2 separate regions of the Homo sapiens genome follow, and region 1 is linked to region 2. Evidence: chromatin loops called from intact Hi-C (ENCODE). Cell type or tissue: ascending aorta. All regions are shown on one strand. Links, peaks and the distances in the headings refer to the core of each region. The heading gives the core; the rest is flanking DNA. Region 1 has its middle 9.3 kb from the start of C11orf91. Region 2 holds the start of HIPK3 (homeodomain interacting protein kinase 3).

Region 1 (12,593 bases), core at 3,980-8,979, 430 kb before region 2:
TTGGGGGTGGGGGAGAGACAGACAATAAATATTATAAATAAGTAAATCATAATATGGTATCATAGAAGATGACATGCTAAGGGGGAAAAAAAAGCAGAGTAAGGATTGCCAGGGTGGGTCAGAGGAAGGCAGGGCAGAATTTCACATGGGGTTTCTTGAAGACGTATTATTTAAACAAGGTCTGAAGGAGGTTGAGGGTCATAGCCACGTGACACCCTAGGGAATGTGCCAGGTAGAAGGGCCAGTGCAAAGGCTGCTTCAAAGATGGGAGCATGGCAGCATTTTTGAGAACCAGCAAACAGTCCAGATGGCTGGAGCAGGAGGAGTGAGGGGAGAGTGGTAGGGGTGAATACACAGGGGGCCCATTTGTATAGAGCCTTATAGTCACAGTAAGGACTCTGGGCTTTACTCCAAGTGGGACAGAGTCATTAGACAGCCTTCTGGGGAGTGACAGGATCTGACTTGTGCTGCTGTGATATGAATAGACTACCGGGGTGCAAGCAAGGAGGCAGGGAGAGCAGTCAGGAGGCTGTAGTAATTAATATTCCAGCTAAAAAGACCATGCTGAGCCCGGCGTGGTGGTGCACACCTGTAGTCCCAGCTACTCAGGAGGCTGGGGTGGGAAGGATCGCTTGACCCCAGGTGTTCAAAGTTACAGTGAGCTATGACCATGCCACTGGCATGCCAGCTTGGGCAACAGAGCAAGACCCTGTCTCTAAAAATTAACCAAGTAAAAGATCATGCGGGTAGCAGTGGGTGTGGTGAGAAGTATCAGGCAATTGAAGCACAGAGTGGTAATCTAAGATAGGAGAACACAGGTGGAACAGGTTTTGGTGAGAAGGAGGAGCACAGGTGGAACAGCTTTTGGGGAGACAATCAGCAGTTTTATTTGGGATATGTGAAGTTTTTGGTGTCTGGTAGACCTCCTGGTGGAGAAGCTGTGTAGCAGGGGCCCATATAAGCCTGGAGTTCAGGAGAAAGCCTGGGCTGGAGGTACACGTTGGGGAGTTGCTGACAGGTAGGTTTATTTAAAAAACGAAGTCAAATGAAATCACTGAGGGAGTGAGGGTAGGGAGAAAGAGAACCAAATATTGAGGGTGGAGGCACTCTCACTTAAGAAGATGGGGAGAACAGGAGGAACCTGCAAAGGAGAATGAAAAGGAGTGGAGTCAGGTGTCTCGGCAGCCAAAGGAGGAAGTGGTCGCCTCTGACAGACTGTGCCGACAGGCCAAGTAAGGTGAGCCTGAGAATTTGCCCTTGGATTTTGCCGCATGTTAGTACTGATCTTGCCAGAACAGTTTTGGTTGAGTGATAGGGGTAATGCCTGACTGGAGTGGTATTAAAAGTGAATGAAAGGGGATGATTTGGAGACAATGGGTGTAGCTCACTCTTTAGAGGAGTTAAGCTGCAGAAGATCACAGAGAATGAGAGCAGTAGCTGGTAGGGCAAGTGGGGATAAGAGAAGGTTTTTATTAAGATGGGAGAAATAACCATGGCCTGAGAGAAATGACCCAATAGAGAGAGAAAAAGTGATGATGTAGAAGAGATCTGGGAAATTGCTGGAATCGTGTCCTTGAGTGGTCAAGAGAGGTGGTGTCTTAGTCTGTTTTGTGCTGCTATAACTCCACAGACTGGAGTATCTATAAAGAACAGAAATTTATTCTCACAGTTCTGGAGGCAAGTAAGGTGGAGATTAAAGCACCAACAGTTTGGATCGTGATGTCTCTGCTTCCAAGATGACGCCTTGAATGCTATGTCTTCCAGAGGGGAGGAACAGTTAGCTCTGTCTTCTCATGGCAGAAGAGCAGGAGAGAAGAGGGAACCCACTCCAGCAAGCAATTTTTTTTTTTTTTTTTTGAGATGGAGTCTCGGTCTGTCGCCCAGGCTGGAGTGCAGTGGCGCAATCTCGGCTCACTGCAAGCTCACGCTTTTAATAGCGACATGAATTTATTCATGAGGGCTCTGCCTAGATTCTAAACACCTCTTCTTAGGTCTCTCCTCCCAGTAGTGTTACACTGAGGATTAAGTTCCCAACACATGCATTTTGGAAGGGACAAAAACATTCAAACCACAGCAGGGGGTATCTAGTTTACAGTAAAGAGATTGGCTTTTGAGGGGAGCCGAGATGGCTCATTTGTAGTAACAGGAGTTACATCTGTGGCATGGGGGTGCAGATGCCGGTAGATGGGTAAACGGGGAGGTGGGAACCCTAGAAGTTGCGTACACATACACAAAAGTTTGTCTAGCTACCTCTATCTTGAGGACACAGAGGCACATGCCTACAAGGTCAGGCTGGAAACCTGGAACAGCGGCCAGGAAGCCAGGTGGAAACTGGCAAGTCACAGAGCTCGTGCCCCCACTACAGGGGCAGCGGACACCCAGCTCCAGCTTGTTGTTGCCAGGGCAGCAGTGTGAGCACAGGGCCAGGTGAAAGCTGCTGGTTTCTAAATCTTAACAATGAATTCAAATGTTTCCAAAACACTAGGCAGGCCAAGTAAAATAAAGGTGGAAAGTCCCCAGACATGTTAACCTCTGCTTTACACACAGAAACCCTCCTACTCCAGGCAGAGATTCCAGGCCCTTCTGGAATCCAGATATTGATTCCAGGAATCAATATCTCCCCAGGAAGAAGCCAGATTTGAGCCCTAGGCTGGTTGCTACCAGAGAAGCTCCTTTGTTCTCCCAGAAAACTTCAGGCTGGCCAGGCCAGAGGGCAGTGAAGGGCGCAGGGTGGGGGTGGAGAATCTTAATAAGAATAAATGGGAACAAACCAGGCATCAGGAAAACCAAGTGCAGAGCTCAGATGGAGACAGAGATGTCTGGCATGGCCTTGTTTCTTTCCCCAGAGTCCCAACAGCCCTCCCTAGGCCATATTCCTTAAAAGTGCCCAACTGCTAAGTGCAAGCCATGTGCTGGGCACTAAGGGAGTCGGTGGAGTTGAATAATTTAATTCTCACTGCCAGCTGGTGAAACAGATACTGTTCTTGGCATGTTTTACAAATGAGGAAGCAGAGGCTCAGAGAGGGAAAGTGGCTTACCCACAGGCACATGGCTAGGATGTTGCAGGGTTGGGTTTAGAACTCAGGTCTATCAAGGCTACCCCAACCTCTCCTTCCACAGTGAGGTGCCAATACAGGAGAAGCTTGAGGTGAGCCATAAAAAAGAAGCATCCAGCATTTCTTCCAGGAACTCTCATCCCCTTGGAGCTATCAGGTGTCCTCTTGATGCCCTTAAAATGGTGGGTGGCAGGGCAGGACCATTGGGGATGATGACGCAACACTTGCTTGCCCCTGACCCCTCAGTGCTCACACACACACCTGTGGGTGGAGGGGGCGGGGAACACCTGCAGTAGGTACAGTCTCCTGTCCTGAATCCCCTGTGGCAGCTGAGACCAAGTCTTCTGGAGATGGCTGCACCAGGCTGCCACCACTAGACACTATTCACATCAACCGACAACTTTCTCATTTCCTGCAGACCCAAGCCAGAGAAGATACATAGGTTCATATCGCAAGTACTAACTCCCATCTGCACTTGGGAGCTCTTGTGGAGAACTGGAGACCTTAACTGAGCTCAATGGAAACCAGTACCACCATGGGGGTATGGGGGCCCATGTGCCATTCCTGTGGTACAAGTCCTTTTAATCCAGGTTTAGCTTCTGGGTCTCCAGTTATAGAGAGAAAAATCTGGAAAAGAACAAAGAAGAGTTCACAATACACTAAGGGAAATATAATCAAAATAGTTTCACTTACGATGAATAAGTTCTGGAGCTCTACCTGCAGCATGATGAATATAGTTAATAATTGTTGCATACTTTTAAAAAGCAATGTAATAAAAGTCATCAACACTTACTGGCAGTTTGTAGGTATCACATATTATATTAGGTTTTTTACATGGACCATCTCACTCCATCCTTATAATGACCTTTCGAGGTGGGGACTGCTGTCCTCATTTTACAGGTGACTAACATGGAGGCACAAAGAGGTAAAGTAATGTGAGTCTGGTATTGCAGCTAGTAAATAGGAGAGGTAGAATTCAAACTCAGGGCTGACTCCAGAGCTTGTGTTCTGGTCCGCTGGGCCCACAAAGCCTCCTGTGAGCATAATGAACAGAGCAGTGTGGGGAGTACAGAGGGAGGTCCACCAGGTTCCTGCAGGAAATGCGTGGAACACCCAAATTGGCTAATTTGAAGAGCGTTTAATAAAGGGATTATGCTATAAACTGAATGTTTGTGTCCTTCCAAAATTCATATGTTGAAACCTAATCCCCTGTGCAATAGTATTAGGAGGTGGGATGTTTGAGAGGTGATTAGGTTATGAGGGTGGAGGGTGGAATGAGATTAGTGCCTTTATAAAAGAGGCCCAGCAAGCTTATTCACCACTCCTACCTTCTATGAACTAGGAAGCTGGCTCTTACCAGCCACCGAATCTGCTGGCATATTGATCTCGGACTTCCCAGCATCCAGAACTATGAGAAATTTCTATTGTTTAGACACCACCCCGTCTATGGTATTTTGTTATATCAGTCTGAATGGACTAAGACAGAGTGTTTACAAAGGTGCAGGCAGGGAATGCGGATTATCACCCACCGAGCTGTTGCTAACCCTAGGCGGGTAGGTGTGAGAGGAGGGAGTGGTTGCCAGAACCTGAGAACAGACAGGGCTGTGTGGAAAGGGTCCTTCATAAGTGTGACCCTTGTCTAGGGCCACAGGTAGCCCACAGTGACCCTGCTGAGGGGGAGCCCCTGCAGGGAGGGAGCCCCTGCAAGAGACAGATGGGGAGCACAGTGAGGTCAGGTCTTCCAATACATGTAAATACTGGTAGGGGGTGGTTTTGGTGTTGGCTAGGTTGCTTCCCACAACTTGGCAAGAGAGAATGGGGTTGATAGTTTGGTAGTATTACAGCCAAGGTCCCAGAAATGCCCACACTCAGGCCTGCCACCTCCCCAGTCACCCCATGGCTTGGACTAACTTTGGGCACAGGTCCTGTTACCGTCGGTTGGTGGGATGTAATTGTCATGTAATTGACAGCCCCTCAGAACAAAATGAAACAAAAGAGGCTGTTCCTCAAAGAAAAGGGCGCTTGGCAGAGGAAAGCAATAGAGAGCTTGATTGAGAGAACACCACATGCAAGGAATAATAGATAAATGCAGTGGTGTGCCGGAGCCAGTTTCTATGGGCTCACGAGAACTAATTGCCAAATTTTCAGGAATGTTATGAGCTGGTTATTAAATACAACCATTATTAAAAATTTAACCATATCAACTTTTAATTAAATCATATTTAAGACGAAGGTAACAAATATTCACAATTCATCACTTCCTAATTATTTTGCTACAGTTCTCTATCATCTGTACTCCTGAGCTCATTTATGCCTGTTGTGTCTGTGTGGTCGAAATACTACATAATGGTGTGCTAATGTGCATATCTTCTGAATGATGTCATGTGGGGTTTTTTTAAACTGGCCACGGGGAGTGTATTTACAACAAGGAAATTGGCAAATGTACAAATCAGGGTTGGCTCCCTCGGACCTCCACTGAGAAGAGCTGGTTGAAAAGAGTTTACCAGCACGCCACCAGCGACATGAAAAACAAAAGCCCCGCTTTATTTGTGGCTGAGCTAGAAGGAAAGCTGTTTTGGAGCATTCAAAGCTGGGATGATGGTATAAATGAAGCTCGCTGCTTCCTCTGGCTTGATTTGCCCACTCAGTGCCAGACAGGAAAGAGGCAGACAAGAGCCTGATTCACCCGTCCGTGGAGGCAGGCTTGTCCTGGGTCTGACTATTGCATGAACTCAGGGAAGAAGGAAAGCCCAACGTGCTGACTTTATTTTTTCTTTTTAATGCTTTTTAGAGACAGAGTCTTGTTCTGTCGCCCAGGCTGGAGTGCAGTGGTGTGATCTTAGCTCATTGCAGTCTCGAACTCCTGGGCTCAAGTGATCTTCCCACCTCAGCCTCCCAAGTCTTTGGCTAATTTTTAAATTCTTTTGTAGAGGTGGGGGTCTCACTTTGTCTCACCACCAGGCTGGTTTTGTACTTCTGGGCTCAAGCAATCCTCCTGCCTTGACGTCCCAAAGCACTAGGATTACAGGTGTGAGCCACTGCACCTGGCCCCCATGTCCTGACCTTTAAGATGTAGTAAACCTATCCACTGGGAAAGTGGGGTCAAAGGAATTGTCCTGGACTCTGGCCAGTCAGATCAATTAGCGATCTTTACTTTCAAGAAACTAGGGTAGAGGGAAAGCTGAGGTAGAGGCCTGTAGATGGAGGCTGAAGGCCTTCTGCAGTGCTGACTGTTTGGGCAAGATGAAGCATGAAACCTGATAGAACAGATAACCAGCTCTTTATATCATGATCCTTTCATCATAAGCTTATTACTCCTGAGAGAAATATAGACTTCAAGTGTGATGGGAAGACCTCCTGCTACCTTATCCAAGTCACCTGTGCCCACCCTCTGTGCCAAAGCGGTCAGGCAGGGTTCAGTGGAAGTCAGCTGGGAACAGAAGGAAGAGACATTTAATTACTGCTTTACGGCTTTTGTTCTCACTGGAGGTAAATACCTTGTTGGTGCCTCAGGGAATATTGGCCTTTTCCTTTGAACTCTGTCCTGATTCTGACATTAACCAGATCTGCGACCTTGGGAAAGTTACCCAGCCTCTCACAGCCTCTTTCCACATCAGGCAAATGGAGACGCTGCTTTCACAGGATGGGGGCTGGGAGTGGGGACAACAACAAAAAATGACAGATGTGAAACTGCCCCAAACTGGGAATCATTTTAATATTATTTTCCTGTTTGTGTAGTACACAGCCCTCATTGTTGAGTCACTGGTGCTGGAAGTGGTGGTGGCCACGAGATGTGAGCTGGAGGGAGGCCCAGTCCACAGGGAGGGAGAAGCATTCAATGCGCAGGCCCTGGAGCTCAGCCCCATAAGCAGCGACAAAGGGGGTGAATATGGCTGGGAAGCAGTTTGGGGAAGAGGGGTTTGTTTTCTAGAGGGAGCCAACCACATTCCTCCCAGGCAGTATCACATGGCCCACACCCAACAGACAAGGCCAAGGGCATGGCCTCTCTGTAGGCAGTCCCCAAAAGGAAGGGTGGATGGTCACCACCCAATCCTGTCATTCTGTCCACACCAGCGCATGAGCATATCCGAGAACATATCTGTGCCGAGCTGCCATGAAAGTGACTAAATAGTAATAACTTGCATTTGTCAGACTTCCCACCTAGCAGAAGTTTTGTGATTCATGAGGACATCCTGTTTCTGAGTAAGGAATCTTATCGTGATTTCCTTAAACTGTTGACATAGTGGTTAATGCATGCCTGACATGGAAAAGGATGCTGATTTGCTTCTGAATCATGAAGTTTTGCTGATTTGTTTCTGAATCATGAAACTTTGCTGTCTTGCCCGTAGACATTTTAGCCTGTAGGTTGTCATCTGTAGCCAGTGACTAATCTCTCTATTATACCTTCCAATAACAAAAAGACAACTCTTTGTATGAAGAGTCCTCCTCCCCTCTTCTAAACCTTCCCATAAAAGCTTTCTAACTTGTAACAGACTCTAGGACACTCCCAGCTTTGTTGGTGTGTCTTCCTGGGTCGATCCTCACATTTGGCTTCCAATAAACATTTATCAAGTTATTTCTGGTGAAACAGCTGTAATTTCAATCGACAATAGGAATCCAGAAAATCTATGATGCAAAGCTGAAGTATCACCTATTCCAGGTGCTCTTTGGTTTTGGGGGGAAACAGGCCACTCAAACTGACTTACTTGAGTAAAGAGAGTGACTGGCAATGGGCTTCTTGGATCACAAGCAATAGAAACTAAACTAAGGGAAATTTAAAAAGGCATCATCTGAACAAGGAAAGCAAAGGAATGAGGTGCTGCCACTGGACAACTCAGCTCCAACTACCAGTTCTTAGAAAATGTGATTGGCCCAGCTCGGGCTACGTTTCCATCTCTGTCCATGTTGCGGAGGAGGTGGCCAGGGTCCTGTGGTTGCATCCCCACCAGAACCACTTGGAACTGTGGAGCAGCTGCTTCCCAAAAGAAGGACCCTGGCTGCCAAAGATACATGGCTCCCTCATGGGCCTCGCGCAATTGGCACCAGGGCCTGGAAGCCACCAGGAGCCCAGGCAGCTCCCCTCCCATCTCTTTTTCACTGCATCCTCCTGCCTTTTGCAGTCAGCTTCCTTCCAACTTGGCTCCCAGGGAACTCACAAGAGTGGCATCAGGCTCCAAGTACACATGATCGCGAGCAGGCTGCTCTCCGTCTCTCATATTTTCTCCCCAAGAAATGGTAGTTGGAGCTGAGTTGTCCAGTGGCAACACCTCATTCCTTTCCTTCTAAATGTTCGGACGACACCTTTCTTAGTTTCCCTTAGTTTAGTTTCTGTTGCTCATTATCAAAGACACCCATTGCCAGTCACTCTCTTTACTTAAGCCAGGAGGAATGGCAGGGTGTGGCTAAGTATGCCCAGTTTATTCTTCCCCAAATTATGAATCACAAGTCCCCATCCATCACTGGGCATTGGGCGGGTAAAGAGGCAGGAAGAGGCCAGGACTCCCGTACTGCTCTTGGAAGGAAGCTGAAGGGAAGTGCTCCTCTCCCAACAGCATGGATGTCACTTCCTCCAGGAAGCCTTCCCTGATTCCAGTCCCCAGTCTGGGCTATGTGTCCCTTCTCTGAGCTCCCTTTGTACTCTGGGCATCCCCTTTCCTGGGACTTACTACCTGGATTATAATAGCCCATCAGTATGTCTCCCTAGCTCGACTGCGATCTTCTTAAGGGTAGGGCCTGTGTTGTCATCATCGTCATCCTGAGCACACGGTTTTGCACAAAGTGGACACTCCATGTGCTTAAGGAGCACGTTGCTGGCTGCGGATAGAGGGGAAAATGCAGTCTCAGCCTTGTGGTTTGACTTATGGTGGAAACGTCAATTGCATAAAATGATAAGAAAGGATGATCTAGATGCAATATCCTGGGACTCATCTGGGCCAAGTGCCTTTATGACAGGCTTGGGGATGGGGTCAAGATGTACCTTGAGTTCTTTACCAAGATTCAGAGACAGGCCTAAGACAGCTCTTTTTATCTGAGAAGTGGTATATAATTGCTGGATCTGGGGTCATACTGCCTGGGTTGAAATCCCAGCACACACCAGCTGTGTGACTTTGGACAAACTGCTTAACCTTTGTGTCTTTGTTTCGTCATTTATAAAATGAGGAGATTATATAGTACCCCCACTTCATAGGTTGCTATAAGGTTGAAGTAAGTTAATATGTATGAAGTACTCAGAACAATGCATAGTCCAAAGCCAGTACTCAATAGATGTTAATTATTCCATCTACTCATTCACAGAGTCAGCCAGGATTATCACTGTCATTTCAGAGTTTACCTGAATCCAGTACAAACATTCTGTAACTCTGAAAACAATGCATATAAACTAAGCCTGCATTCATTTACTCCTTTGTTTACTCATTTATTCATCCAATTGTTCTTTCAAAAAAAAAATAGATTCTTAACTCTCTAGGCCCTTTTTCTCATCTGGAAAAGGCGCACAATAATTCCCCCAGCCTGGGGTTGTTGCCAGTTACCTGAGATATGTATGTAAACTGCTCAGCTCATGATGTGACAAACAGCTAATGCTCACCATCATCTTTGCCTCTTTGGGTTCACTGGGCAATTTGCAACAAGGTTTCTGGTCATTAACACAAAATCCCCACATTTCTCTTATAGTGGGATCCACCAGGTGGCAGCATGGATTTAGACATGGGATGAAACGGTCTCCCCTTTCTAGTCCTCTCACATCCAGGGCTGACATTTATTAGCCTGTTCATTATAACCTAGGGAAAAATCCAATTTAGAAACCTTTTGGGAGGAGGAGACACTACAGCCATTGAAGGCTTTCATTGCAAAAATAAACAGGCACAGCACCTGGCCTTTCCCAGAGGCCTGCAGGTGGCTGTCTGCTGAGAGCCACATCTTACTCACCCAGGGAAAATCTGCTCTTTGTAGAACTGGTTTCAAGATGAAAAGTTCAGTTCACATGAACAAGAGAAGCTGGGCTGAACTCATTGACTCTTACTATGTGTATTGGTCTGCTTGGGCTGCTGTAACCAAATGCCACAGACTGGGTGGCTTAAAAAACAGACATTCATTTCTCACTGTTCTGGAAGCCGGGAAGTCCAAGATTAACCTGCTGGCTGATTTGGTTCCTGTTGAGGACTCTTTCTGGCTTGGAGATGGCTACCTTCTTCATGAGTCCTCATATGGCAAAGAGAGAGCTCTGGTGTCTCTTTCTCTTCTTATAAGGGCACTAATCCCATGATGAAGGCCCCACCCTCATGACCTCATTTAAACATAATTCTCTGTCTAAGGTTTCTGTCTCCAAATCCCATCACTTTGGGGGTTAGGGCTTCAATATATGAATTTAGCGGGGGACACAATTCAGTTCATAGCATTATCTACAATGTATTTCTAGTTTTTGTGTACTCTTCTGTTTGTCTACCTAGTTCCTATTATTCAGACATATATCTATTTATATAGACTATTGTTTATCTTTTTATTGTCTGTCGTTATTACTAGCCATTAATGTTGGGATGATCTTAGCACTGTCCAATAGAACTTTCTGAAATGGCAGAAATGTTCTATATCAGTGCCATTTACTATGGTGACCATCAGACACATGTAGCTATTGAGTTTTTAACATGTGGCTAGTGCAACTGGGAAAGTGAATTTTAAACTTTATTTCACTTTAGTTATTTAAATTTAACTTGAAATAGGCACGTGGCTATTGGTAACTACCATAGTGGACAGCTCAGATCTGAATAGAAGAATATATCTGCAGTTTCCCCTCTTAATTGATTAGATTGTGTTGAGTCTGGGAAGAGGTAATATTTGGGATTTCATGCAGGCTTGATTTCCAGAGTTAACTGTTGTGGGGGCAGGCAAAATGGCACATCTTTATAAATGAAGAAATAGGCTCAGGGAAATGAAGTCACTGCTGAAGCTGACACAGGGGGTCAATGGCTGAGCCTATTCCCTCCCTGCAAGGCTCCAGCTGGCAGCTTCTTCTTCTGTGCAGTCCTCCAGGAATCCAGGTCCCTTCTTCTCTCTCTTGGAGGTGACTTAGGAAGAGTCACTGGACAATCAGAATAGGCCCACTTGTCCAGTGTGTGGCATGTGAGTATGCGTGTTTGGGTGTATGCATGCGTGTATATGAGCAGGCTCTTGGCAGAGATTGTGTAACCTGCTACACAGAAACAAGGATGATGTGCAAATATGAATTGTCCACTGCGCCCTCCCCAATCCAGTCCATAATAACTGTTTATTTTAGGTGCATTTCAGGGACTGATGTCATTTTATAGTCTGTTTAATGCAACCATTCTAACGGGCCCGTTAGAGCACTGGAAAAGATGTGGTGGTGTCTGAGCACAGGAGAGTCCAGTCAGGGGGTTAGAGACACCCTTGGAGCTTCTCCCAAGCCCTGCCAGCTAGCAATTGCCAGCTACTGAGGAATTGCCAAGTGCCAGGCCCTGGGCTCAGCACCCTACATACAGCATCTCATCAATATTTACATCCCAACACATGAGGAAAATGGCCCCAGCCCCCATTTTATAGAGGCATCGAGAGGCATCTAGCTAGGATGTGGCTGAGCCACTCCAAAGCCTGAAGTCTTAAACTCTTAGCTCTTTTCTTCAGTGACTGGCTTCAAACTATTATATTTTCCCTGTTGTCCTTTAGCCCACAGCAGCCAGCTGATATGGAGAATGTTTGTGTGGGCAAACGTCTTAATTGCCAAGGGTATGGACTCCAGAGTGGGGACGGGCAAGTTCCCTCCTGATTTCATCACATGCAAATCATGCACATGCATCACTTTAACGACACTGTCCTTGAGCTGGTACAGGAGGAGACTTATGGATTTTCCCCAAATATAATCTTATTTTCCATGAGCTTACCATATGATTCTAGGAGTGAGTTCCATGTCATTTTTTTTTTTTTTTTTTGATAGAGTCTTGCTCCGTGGCCCAGACTACAGTGCAGTGATGCTATCATAGCTCACTGTAGCCTCAGACTCCTGGGCTCAAGTGATCCTCCCTTCTGAATAGCCAGGACTACAGCCACATACCACCATGCCTGGCTGTTGCAATTATTTTTTTTTTTATAGAGACAGGATCTCACTATGCTGCCCAGGTTGGTCTTGAACTACTGGCCTCAAGTGATCCTCCTGGCTTGGCCTCCCAAAGTGTTGGGATTACAGGTGTGAGCCACCATGCCCAGCCAGAATTCCATGCCACTCTTACAGAGCTGACCGTTCTTGCTGCCAGATCTTTAACCCACCAAGCCCAGATCTTTTCCAGGGTTGCTGGGACCAGGGTATTATACTCCTGGTGAGCTGGTTACTCAGAATGATTCCTAGGCATGATGAGGCTGTAACCAAAAGAGCATGTGGAATCTGCAGCACAGCTCCAGCTGGTTCCAGCTTGTCTCATCATGGCCGGATGATGAAGGGCTCTTCCTTTCACAGCACCATTCATCTCTCCCTAGGTGTCCTGAGCCCACTGTGCTGGAGGCTGTTGAAAAGGGAGGTTGTCCATAGCA
Region 2 (12,593 bases), core at 2,469-7,468:
AATCTTTCCCTCAAGCTATTACAATTTTTCACTAAGTGAACTCTGGGCTCCAGCAACTTGGACATTTAAAATCATAGCAGCCAGGCGCGGTGGCTTACTGTAATCCCAGCACTTTGGGAGGCCAAGGTGGGCAGATCACTTGAGGCCAGGAGTTTGAGACCACCCTGGACAACATGGCAACATCCCATCTCTACTAAAAATACAAAAATTAGCCAGGTGTGGTGGCAGGCACCTGCAATCCCAGCTACTCAGGAGGCTGAGACATGAGAATCACTTGAACCCCGGAGGCGGAGGTTGTAGTGAGCCAAGATCGCACCACTGCACTCCAGCCTGGTGACAGAGCGAGGCCCTGTCTCAAAAATTAATTAATTAATTAAAGCAGATTTCAGTCTCTCAAATCCAATTAAACCAAGCTCTTCTCCCTTCTACTGTCCAGTCTCCCCTGCCTCACCACCCACTCTCCCACTCAGTCTCCTACAGAATGGGAAAGGTCTCATTATTTTAGAAAATTAGAGAAATTGGGCCGGGCACAGTGGCTCATGCCTGTGATCCCAGCACTTTGGGAGGCCAAGGCAGAAGGATCGCTTGGGCCCAGGAGTTCAAGACCAGCCAGAGCAACAAAGCACAACCCCGTCTCTACAAAAAATGAAAAAATTCAAGGTGTCAGCAAGACCATGTTAGAAAGACAGAAAAAGAAATGAAAAAGTTAGCAGACATGGTGGCGATACCTCCTGTAGTCTCAGCTATTTGGAGACTGAGGCAGAAGGATCTCCTGAGCTCAGGAGGTTGAGGCTGCAGTGAGCTATGATCATACCACTATACTCCAGCCCAGGCCATGGAGCAAAACCCTGTCTGTAAATGAAAAAAATAAATACAAAAATAGAAAAAATAAATATAAAAAGAGAAAAGAACAAATATAAAAATTAGAGAAATTAGTTTAAAGTAACAAAATACATTTAAGGTCAAAAATATGGTCCTCAGTTTGCTCCATTTCAAGGACTTTCTGTTGAAAAGAGCCTTCTCAAGTACTAACTTGGCATTAACTGCCAAATATAAAAGACAAAATAAATCTGCTTAATAACTTAACTGTCTCCAAACCACAAATGCTGTCCTAAAAATACAATACATATTGACAATATTCATCCAGTTGTTTTAATTTCCACACAGTAAGAACAGAGGCTCTAGGTCCCTGGCATAACAGTGGTGTCTCAGAATCCAGACAATATGCTGCCTTTGTTTAGTAACATATGTTCCAAGTATCAACTGAGAACAGCCTGGTCTGCCAAAAAGCTCAAGGTTTCATTTGACAAACTTATAAATGTGTAACATACATCCTCCAAATATCTATTCTATCTTTGTCCTACAAGTGACTAAGACAAGGTCCCAAAGAACATCTATGGCAAAGCTACAGAAGCAGCACACTAATATTAAGTTGTTCTTCCTCCAAACCACTCTTAACTACATACCAAGCCAACCAAAAGAAGTGACATTCTTCCTTAAGTAGGCCACATAAGTACTGACTATCCTAAAAGCCTCCACTGACTCAGTACTTCTCCAAATATATATTCTTAATATAAGGTGCTTAAGTATTAGGCAAGATATATATTTTTAAGCAGCTGGATCCAGAACCAGTTAGGACATTTAAAATAATTCCTTTACACATGAACAGACACTCTTCAAAAGACATACGTGTGGCCAACAAGCACATGAAAAAAAGGTTATCACTGATCATTACAGAAATGCAAATCAAAACCATGAGATACCATCTCACACCAGTCAGAGTGGCTATTATTAAAAGTCAAAAAATAACAGATGCTGATGAGGTTGCAGAGAAAAGGGGAGGCTGATACACTGTTGGTGGGAATGTAAATTAGTTCAGCCACTGTGGAAAGCAGTGTGGTGACTCCTCAAAGAGCTAAAAACAGAACTACCATTGGACCCAGCAATCCCATTACTGGGTATATATCCAAAGAAATATACATTGTTTTATCATAAAGACACATGCATGTATATGTTCACTGTAACACTATTCACAAGGGCAAAGACATGGAATCAACCTAAATGTTCATCAATGGGAAGACTCGATTTTTTAAAAATATGCTACATATGTACCATGGAATACTATGCAGCCATAAAAAAAGAATGATGTCATGTCCTTTGCAGGAACATGGATGGGGCTGGAGGCCATCATCCTTAATAAATAATGCAGGAACAGAAAACCAAATACCACACATTCTCACTTATAAGTGGAAGCTAAATGATGAGAACACATGGACACAAAGAGGGGAACAACAGACACTGGGACCTACCAGATGGTGGAGGATGAGAGGAGGGAGAAGAGCAGAAAAAATAACTATTGGGCACTAGGCTTAGTCCCTGAGTGACAAAATAATCCGTACATCAAACACACATGACACAAGTTTACCTATATAACAAACCTGCACATGCTCCCCTGAACCTAAAAGTTTAAAAAGAAAAAAAAATACATATATATTTATATATAATATATATTTTATATAATGTATTATATATATTTATATAATATATTTTATATTTTATATATAATATATATTTTATGTATATATATATACATATAATCCCTTTAGACTTACACCGGTATCACAAAAGATTCTCCATGACAAAGCTTTCAGCAAGTTAAAAAAGAGAAATACTACATCCCAGTGAAAAGTGTTGGGGGGGAATAATACCTTTTAAAAAATAAACACACTGATAGAGTCATCCATTTTAACAAAGTTTTAGTAGTTTGTCTTCAGAAGTAACTTCCAAGTTAAACATACTACATTGGGAGTCTCAACTTTGGACATCAGAAAACCAGGACAGCTACAACACGAATATTTATTTTGGCAACAATAAATCAAGTTATTCTGTGTCCTCTAAGAGTTAAGAGTCAGGAATAACAACTTCTGGAAGGATATTTAAATATGGAGAATTTCCTTAGAATATCTTTGAATCTAAATATTACCATGACATCTTTTCATCTCCAAACTTAAATGTGAGGTTCCAATGGGAACTACATTTTTATGCCTTTGAATTAACCACCAATAGTGCAATTCTAATTTACCTTATCATCATACTTGGTAAACTGTTGCTATGAAAATAACATTTAATAAGTTAACTCTCTTACCTGGTAAAATAAAGTTAACTTCAAAAGTTACCAGGATAAGTCGTACTAGCATTCAAATAAAAAATAACATGCAAACAAGCATTCCATGAAATGGATGTGAATCAGGTCTGAAAAATAATATTGCGGCATTCTGAAATTTACATTTTCCCTTTCCTCCTTTCCATATGCTTTCAGGTTCATGCATCAAATATTAAAAACAAAAGTTCAATCAAAAAATTAATTTGATAGCTGCTGCTTTTTTAAGTTGCAGGGGGTGCAGGGAGGCTCTCCATATCTTGCATTAAACATAAAAACCTATGTGCCCACGCCATACTTGCAACAGCAACCTACGTCTGTAATTTACACCCTATTTTATGGTATCCAAAAAGTTAAGAGTATGATCTACAGCTTCTTTTCAAACATGTTTACAAGAAGAAGTATCTCATATAAACCATCCATTTTAATGTGACTCTAAAATCCCATGCCCAAAAGCCAATGACCAGTTTATAAGCAAGGTAATGACTAGTTCAATGGAAAATATATTTTGACAATAAACTAAGTAAGGCTGACTTATCATGTTATGATCTGCTTGCCTAATATGTATGTTTAGCTACTGTAGTCAGCAATGCCCAAATATAAAGTTGAAACATTTAATGGCCAGTTCTGTTCTAGATTTCAAACTCATCTTACTTTTTTACAACAGTTTTAATCTAAGGTTCTCCACAAATACTTTTTTCTTAGAAAAGAGATCCCCTTGGGGCGGGGGGCGGGAGGCAGAGGGGGGGATTAAGGAACAAATTTTTCCATAAGTACAAAAAAAAAAAGACATGCCCAAACATCACAAATATTTCAACACATCTCTGCCTTAACATAAATTTTAAATAAGTAAATTTCAAAAAAGAAAAATCTCAAACAGGTTAAGCATTATAGTTCAGAAATAAAAGTCCTCTACACTTTATGAATGCAGCCATAAATACACCAAGAAATATTTCATTGACTTAAAACTAAATAACTGTATCTGGCTGGTAAAATTGCAATTACTGATAAGTGGCACGAAAGCATAAGATAATCAATAAAACTATGAAAACTTTTTTTACAAAAGGTCAGTCATATTTTGTTTACTTAAAATACTAAGTTTAATCATGACCTATCTAAACCTTATCATTGCTCATTGTATAAAATTAGCACTGCACTTGCAAACATAAGCAGAATCTAGACTTATCAAACATATGGTGAGACTTCACCAGCTTCTGAAAAATTAAATAATATAGGATTAAAATGTCTTAGTTGGGTAAGCAGTAACCACCGTTACGGCTCAAGACTTTTCATCAAAAATTTGATCAGAAAGGAAACCTCTTTAAAAATTTTAAAGAGCCCAGCAACTAAAACTTTGAAATTAACTGAGATGGTTTGAATGAATATAAGTACTCCCACTTCAGAAGCTACAGCTAAAAGCAAATACCTAAAATAGCAAAAAGGGAAAAAGTGTCAGCAGATCTCCAAACTACTAGAAAGTACGCAAAAGCACACGCAGACTGGTTTGCCAGCTAACTTTTCCGGCCCTGTACCAGACAGACATCAAAACAAAGTTTACAATAGAGCCAACCATGCGCTTTCCCTCTAAACTGGACGATAAACTGAAATTTTTTGCTGTTGCTAATAGAAGCCCCTTATTATAATTAGAAGCAGCCAACTGACAGGTGGAAAAACAAATTCCCTAACAGGGCAGTAAGAGGTTGTGAAAACACGGTTCAAGGCCTGAACGTGTTACGACTACTCTGTAACAAGTCCAAGGTAATTTACGCACACACTCTTCAGCGCAATTCCTCAAGCAGAGATGAGACGGGAACAACAGGATTCCCCGAGAGCCACATACCATTTTACAACAGCCGTCTCCCTCCCGACAGAGAAACAGACATTTTCATCCAAAGTCTTTCCGCCAGTTCTCCCAGTGCGGCGAAGGGAAGCGGGCGGCAGCCACCGTAACGAGAGAAGCCGGCAACAGCCCCGCCGCGCGGCCGCCACGCCTTCCTCCCGCCGCCGCTGGGGACGCGGAGCCGCGGATCACATTTCTCCTCCCCAACAATCACACACACGCACGCACGTCCCCAGAGTTGACACCCTGCAAACCCGCTGCTCCGCGACGCTGGGGACGGGGCCACAAAGCCCGGGACGCGGCCATCGGCTGGGGTGCTCAAGCTGCGTGCCTGCGCGTTTGTTTGTTCCCCTTAATGAAAGGAAAGGGATCTCCGTAGTTACGGCCTAGGACTGCGGAGGGGGAAGAGAGGCTCCCCGTGGGACTAAACAAAACTTCGGTTGCTGGGAAGAGCCGTTGCGCAACCTTGGCAGGGGGAGGGGGGGCCGAGGCCCCCGGGCCCCGGCCAGGCGCGGCTTCCCGGAGGCTACGGCCCCCGCGTCCGGCGGCCCAGGGCCTGGCGTGGCGCCGGCTTCGAGGGAGCGGCTCATACCGGGCCACACTGCAGGGGCTAGGGCGGAAACTGGGAGCACGAGAGCGCTGGGGATGCGGATGGGGCACGGGACGCGCAATGAGTGCGGGCTGCGCCGGAGGTGTCGGGCCAGGCCCGGGTCAGGCTTGGGGTCCGCTGGCCGCGGAGCCCGCAGACGGAGCCGATCCCCCCACCCCGGGGTGGCGGCGCCCCTCGCTCGACTCCCTTACCTTCCTAGAGGCCCGCGCTCTCTCCTCTTCGGGCGGCCGCAGCCCTGAGCATGTCCGGGGTGGGGCGCAGGGCCGTGCCGGGGACCGGGAGCCAGGCGCTTCAGCAGGCGGCACCACCCAGCCCGGGCTCAGCCCCTCTCCGCGGCCGCTGCCATCTTGTCCTGGCGGCTGAGAGGAAACGGCGAAACACCCTCCCCCGACCGCTGCTGCTGCTGCTGCTGCTCTGGCTGCTAAGCGCCGGGCCCGTCTCCCTCATCTTCCTTCCCGGGGATTTGGGGTGGGGACGGCTTGGCTAGGGCGAGGGGTAGTGGGAGGCCGGTCGGCCTCCGGCTACTGGGGCCTACGGGCGACGCAGGGTGCGGGGCCCACGGCGATTGGGGCCCATTCCTGACGCCCCGGCCGGGAGCGGAGAAGGAAGACTGGCGGGAGTGGTGGCGACGGCGGGGCCTGCGGCTTGATCTCCTCAGGTCGCCGCGATGCCGGCAGTCGTCACTGAGGCAGCTGCCACCAGCCGCCCCAGCCTCGGGCCCCTCCTCCGCGCTCGTCGGCCTCGGCCACCGCCTCCGCAGCGCCACCGCCCGCCCGGCAGCGCTGCGCGCCCAGCCCGGGCGGCTCCGCTCCGCTCCGGCCGCGGCGCCTCCGTGAAGCCCCTCCCCGGGGTCCGCCCGCCAGTCCGCAGCCGCGCCCTTGTTGCCCGGAGCCCGCCTGCCAGCCCGTGCGGCCCCAACCCGGAGTCCCGCAAGCCAAGCCTCCCGCGAAAGAAGCATCCGTCAGCCCGGCTCTGCTGTTCTGAACCTCACTCCATGCCCCCTCCGCCAGAAATACACATTTTTAAAAAAGATCCCAATACCCGAAGAAAGGATGAAGATGCGGAAGCAGGATTTTACAGGCCTTTCGAGATCCCGGAACCGTAATTAAGGATCTGTTTCTCGGCATTTGGTCGTTAAAGGTCCCAAAATAAGTAAAGGGGAAATGCTCAAATGAACGACCTCAATCTAAACTAGGTTCTACCCGCTCCCCTATCCCAAAGAGTGAAGAGAATTGTAAAGCCAGGTTCAAGGACGGGGGAAGGGTCCTCTTGGAAATTTTAAGAGCATCTCTACTGTCCAAAACCCCATAATTGTGAAGTTCGCCCACCTCCACATTGGTAATTCTCCGTTAAATTAGTCGGTTTAACTCCCAAAGACTAGTTTCTTTCCTCCTGGAGATTAGGAAATCAACAGAATGGCCTGTTTCAGCTTACATAATCGTGGAACCATAGAATTTTAGGAATGAAAGAAGCTTTGCGATCCTTGGTCCCAACTCTTACACTCAGGAGTTCCAAGAAGTTTAGGTGACATGACCAAGGTTATACAGTAAAGCCCATGTCTCCCACCCCATCTTTCCTCCTTTTCCCTAGGAAACAAATGGCTTTCTAATACCTCACATTCAGAGTTGATTTTCTTTTATACCCGTTTCCTCAGGTTCCCTTTGTTCTGAATCAATGTCTAACCTTTTGGGAAACAAACACCTTTCTGGAATGGAAGTGTCCTTTCTTTGTTTCCTTCATAATCTTCACTAGCAAGATTGAATTTACCAGAGATGTATTTATTCCCAGAAATTTTCTATTGCAGTAACTGGGGCAGGGCAAAGGGAGTGGCAAATTGCTGCATACATAATACACATTTAATCCCTGCTGCTCTTCAAACCGGAAGATGAGTATTTTGGATAATGCCTTTAAGAGACAAAGGAGGCCGGGCGCGGTGGCTCGCACATGTAATCCCAGCACTTTGGGAGGCTGAGGCGGGTGGATCACCTGTGGTCAGGAGTTCAAGACCAGCCTGGCCAACATAGTGAAACCTGGTCTCTACTAAAAATGCAAAAATTAGCTGGGCGTGGTGGCGGGCGCCTGTAATCCCAGCTACTCGAGAGCTGAGGTAAGAGAATCGCTTGAATCGCTTGAGCCACTGCACTCCAACCTGGGCGACAGGGAGAGACTCTGTCTCAAAAAATAAAATAAAAGAGAAAGGATAGTATGCCCTGAGGCCACTGGAAATAACACTTTCGAATGACAGTTGTTTTCAGGTTAGAGAGGATAACCAGCTGAAAAGGCTTCCAATATAGAAGAACAAAACAATGGCTGCCTTTCAGAGAGATAGCCTATGAACCATTCCTTTTCACTTAGTATTTCGTTACTTTTTATTTTTCTTAAGAACAATAGTCAAAAGAATCAAAGAGGATAAAATCATTTACTCAACGGAGAAAGCTACAATAGTAGAAAAATCTGTCAGGAGGAACAGAGAAACTATTCCACTAGAACTTCAAATTTCAGAATTTTTGCAGACATTTAAGGAGGCCATCTCTAATGGAAGGCTTCCATTCCCTGTATTTGCTACATCCATGAAGAGATGGAAATGAGAGACAAGGATTTATTTTCCTTTCTATCTCCTGCATGTTGCTACTCACTACACTATATATTCCAGGAGGGGATTCATTCATCTTTTTTTTTTTTTAGATGAAGTCTCGCTCTATTGCCAGGGTTCAAGCAATTCTCCTGCTTCAGCCTCCCGAATAGCTGAGACTACAGGCATGCCCCACCATACCCAGCTAATTTTTGTACTTTTAGCAGAGACGGGGTTTTACCATGTTGGCCAGGATGGTCTCGATCCCTTGACCTCGTGCTCTGTCCACCTCAGCCTCCCAAAGTGTTGGGATTACAGGCATGAGCCACCACGCCCGGCCTCATCTTTTTTTTTAACCATTATATTGCAAGTGCCTAATACAGTGCCTGACTTGTGGTAAGACCTTAGTAAATGTTGCAAAATAAGTAAATGATATATTCCAGCCCCCCTTCACTTTATACCTATTGTCTCCTAACCTAATTTCTTTACCTCTAATCTCTTCCCCTTCAAATCTTTCTTTTTTTGAGGCACGATATCAGCTCCTCTGCCTCCCAGGTTCAGGCGATTCTCCTGCCTCAGCCTCCCAAGTAGCTGGGACTGCAACTTCCGCCTCCCAGGTTCAGGCGATTCTCCTGCCTCAGCCTCCCAAGTAGCTGGGACTACAGGCCCGTGCCACCACGCCCAGCTAATTTTTTGTATTTGTAGTAGAGATGGGGTTTCACCATGTTAGCCAGGATGGTCTTGATCTCCTGACCTGACAGAGTCTAATTTTGTCACCCAGGCTGGAGCACAGTGGTGTGATCTCCATTCACCACAGCCTCAACTCCCTGGGCTCAAGGGATCCATCCACCTCAGCCTCCCACCTAACTGGGATTACAGACACGCACCACCACAGCCAGCTATTTTTTTTTTATTTTTAGTATGGAGATGCGGTTTCATTATGTTGGCCAGACTGGTCTGGAACTCCTGGCCTCAAGTGATCCGCCCACCTCAGCCTCCCAAAAGTGCTGGGATTTCAGGTGTGAGCCACTGCGCCTGGCTTTCAAATCTATTCTGAACACAAACATCTAGATAATCTCCCAAAGCCCCTAATGTAGCTATTTTACAAAGTTTGAGGGTTGTTTTTTTTTTTTAAGGAAAATTTCTCATAGTGCTAAGATCTCTCAAAAATGCAGGCTGGGGGAGGGCATGGTAGCTCACATCTGTAATCCCAGCACTTTGGGAAGCTGAGGTTGGGGGATTGCTTGAGCCCATGAGTTCCAGGCTGCAGTGAGCTGTGATTTCGCCACTGCACTCCAGGCTAAGTGACAGAGCAAGATCTTGCCTCTAAAAAATAAAACAGGAAGATACTAAAGAAAACCTTAATGTTTTCATTCAAAAAAATTACTTAAGGGCCAGACTTGGTGGCTCACACCTGTAATTCTATCACTGAGCAAGACCTAGCCTCTTCAAAAACCCCTCTCTCTCTACAAAAAATACAAAAACTAGCCTGGCCTGGTGGTGCACGCCTGTAGTCCCAGCTACTCGGGAGGCTGAGATGGGCCCTGAGGCTGCAGTGAGTTGTGATCACACCACTGCACTCCAGCCTGGGCGACAGAGTAAGACCCTGTCTCTGAGTAAGTAAGTAAGTAAATAAACAAATAAAATCCTTCACAGAACTAGCCCACAAGGAACTCAATCAACTTTTTGTCTCCTTACTCCAGCCACTCTCTGGAGCTCCGTAGGTGCCTGGATCACCTTCTGCCTGAAACATTCCTCAAGTATAGCCATCCACCTTTCTTTCCTGTCCTTACTCAAATATTGCCTTCATGGTGAAGCCTCCTCTTCAGCGATGACCACCTATATTTACATTCCCTGTCTTTATCTTTCTCTTTAGGGCTTGCCATCATCTTAGATACTATGATATATATTTTCTGTTCCCTTGTCCCTCAAGGTAAGCTTTCACAGGGCAAGAATTTTTGTCTGTTTTCTTGATGCTTTGATCCCCAGAGCCTAGAACAGGGCCTTGCATGTAAAGGGAACTCAAATATTTGTAAAGTGAAAAAATAAATTTTCTATGGAATCAGTAAGAAACCCTCCATAAACTCAGACTGCGAGCAGTCACAATTGTTTGAGATCACCTAGCCATGAAATCCAAGCCCTCTCTCTCAGCTATTCCTCCCACCTCTACCTCCAAAAATTACTCTGCCCAGGCCAGGCGTGGTGGCTCATGCCTGTAATCGCAGCACTTTGTAAGGCCAAAGCGAGTGGACCACCTGAGGTCAGGAGTTCGAGATCAACCTAGCCAACATGGTGAAACCCCGTCTCTACTAAAAATACAAAAATTAGCTGGATGTGGTGGCACACACCTGTAATCCCAGCTACTCGGGAGGCCGAGGCATGAGAATAGCTTGAATCTGGGAGGCAGAGGTTGCAGTGAGCCGAGATCACACCACTGCACTCCAGCCTGGGTGACAGAATGAGACTCTGCCTAAAAAAATAAATAAATAAAAATAACATTACTCTTCCCAAAGGAGGCCAGTCCTCCTCGCACTCACCTTGTGTTCTTCGCTGCCATTGCTCCTCGTTAAACCACATATAGGTGTTCCTGTGAAGAGATGGCCCTCCGCAGTCTCCACAAATGATGCCGACGCTTCTGTCCAAAGCCATGCAGTTTCAAGAAAAAGCTGGGAACTTTTTCAGAGCCTGAGTCACCAATCCACACTCCCCTTCCTCAGGGAAGTTGGTTGTTGTTTTGTTTTTGTTTTTTTCTCTAGTCCTTGGGTATCCTTTCTTACCATTACACCTTGGGAGAATAGGAGGTACCCTGTCAACCAAAAATAGCCCCCTAGTTACTAATATCAAGGAGGAGAGGTTCACCAAGGGGACTTCTGTCTCCTCCCTCCCAGGAGGTCCTGGCTTTTTTTTTTTTTTTTTTTGAGGTGGAGTTTCGCTCTTGTTGCCCAGGCTGGAGTGCAATAGCTCGATCTCAGCTCACCGAAACCTCTGCCTCCCGGGTTCAAGCGAAACCTCTGCCTCCCGGGTTCAAGCGGTTCTCCTGCCTCAGCCTCCCGAGTAGCTGGGATTACAGGCGTGCACCAACACGCCCGGCTAATTTATGCGTTTTTAGGAGAGACAGGGTTTCACCGTGTTGATCAGACTGGTCTCCAACTCCTGACCTCAGGTGATCCGCCCACCCCAGCCTCCCAAAGTGCTGGGATTACAGGTGTGAGCCACCACGCCCGGCAGTCCTGGCTTTCTTATATAAATAATCTGTCTTCTTCCTGGAGATCAGCTTTGTATACCCGAGCCTCAGGAAGGGGCAACTGGAATGGAAAAAAAAAAAAAAAATCCATTCAGGAGTGTGCCACTCCTACCACTCTGCATAACCAAAAAGCCCAGTCAAGTAACTCTTTGCAGCCCAAAGATTTGTTTCTCCTTCTGAAAAAAAAAGAAGAAAGAAACTGTTTCCACTAAATTTTACAGATAAAACACTCATATTTTTAGAAGTTCACAATCTCATCTTTATCTGGGAGTTAGGTACTACAGTCAGCGCAAGGCAAAAATCTCACATAGTAAAATTAATCCTTGAAAATTACCTCAATTACCCATAAAGCATAATATACATTGTTTTGTATATACAACCTGAACATGTCTATATTAATGATATGTTACTTATATGTCTATATTAATGATATGTTACTTATAGTTAGTCATAAATTAAATTTTCACGTTTCACCTCTTGGAGCACTTCAGAAATTTTATGAAGATTATAATAACTGGTTAGCTTTTTCAGTTTCTTTCTGTTCTTTCTGTTTTTTTTTTTTTTTTTTTTTTTTTTTTTTTTTTTTTTTTTTTTTTTTTGTCAGGGTCTTGCTCCATCGCCCAGGCTAGAGGGCAGTGGCACAATCACAGCTGGCTGCAGCCTCGACTTTCCAGGCTCAAGTGACTCTTCTGCCTCAGCCTCCCGAGCAGCTGGGAATAGAGGCATGTGCCACCACACCTGGCAAATTTTTGTACATTTTGTAGAGATAGGGTTTCACCATGTTGCCCAGGCTGATCATCTTCTTTATATACAGTCTAGTAATCACCCTCTTTGTCAAAGTTTTGCTAGAGCCCTCAATTAATCATTCAATTTCTTCCTCCAGGATAATGAATACACTAGCATGTCACCCCATCTGACACCCAAATAATCTCTCTGTGGTTGGGGAATCATTAAAGTACTTGGCACATTATCTCCATAGGTTTTTGCCAAAATGCACCTTTCAGATTTGATTGAATCATTGCCCACGTGCTTCAGCAACTTGAATGGAAAGTCCTGCCAGCACTCACACCATTTACATTGTTCTTTCTCTCCAGAGCTGCTGTATTTAGTTCTCAGAAGTTAAAGGAACTTAAAATGCAATATAATGAACTAACATCAGTTTTATAT

The links. Peaks named below come from ENCODE experiments on the same cell type or tissue, not always from the same donor. Only the 100,000 strongest peaks of a DNase experiment are listed, where the experiment ranks them.
Region 1: a loop joins it to region 2, with 10 times the contacts of the local background. A loop is called at or near these places in 33 of 110 quality-filtered maps.

Annotation. Positions count from the first base shown.
Region 1 is chr11:33,685,230-33,697,822 of GRCh38, reverse strand. No RefSeq gene overlaps it. Among named protein-coding and RNA genes, the nearest start is that of C11orf91, 9.3 kb to the left of the region's middle. RefSeq lists an enhancer at 6,497-7,696. In ascending aorta, for the core only: no CTCF peak of the experiment used is centred there; DNase peaks (open chromatin) are centred at 5,722, 7,002, 8,055 and 8,523; H3K4me3 peaks cover 785 bases; H3K27ac peaks cover 4,209 bases.
Region 2 is chr11:33,251,098-33,263,690 of GRCh38, reverse strand. It overlaps HIPK3 (homeodomain interacting protein kinase 3), which reads right to left and starts at 6,310. Exons shown (of 17, transcript NM_005734.5): 1 at 5,802-6,310. RefSeq lists enhancers at 4,836-4,925, 4,966-5,015 and silencers at 5,356-5,555, 5,626-5,965, 6,226-6,555. In ascending aorta, for the core only: a CTCF peak has its summit at 5,177; DNase peaks (open chromatin) are centred at 5,450, 5,950 and 6,440; H3K4me3 peaks cover 4,471 bases; H3K27ac peaks cover 4,869 bases.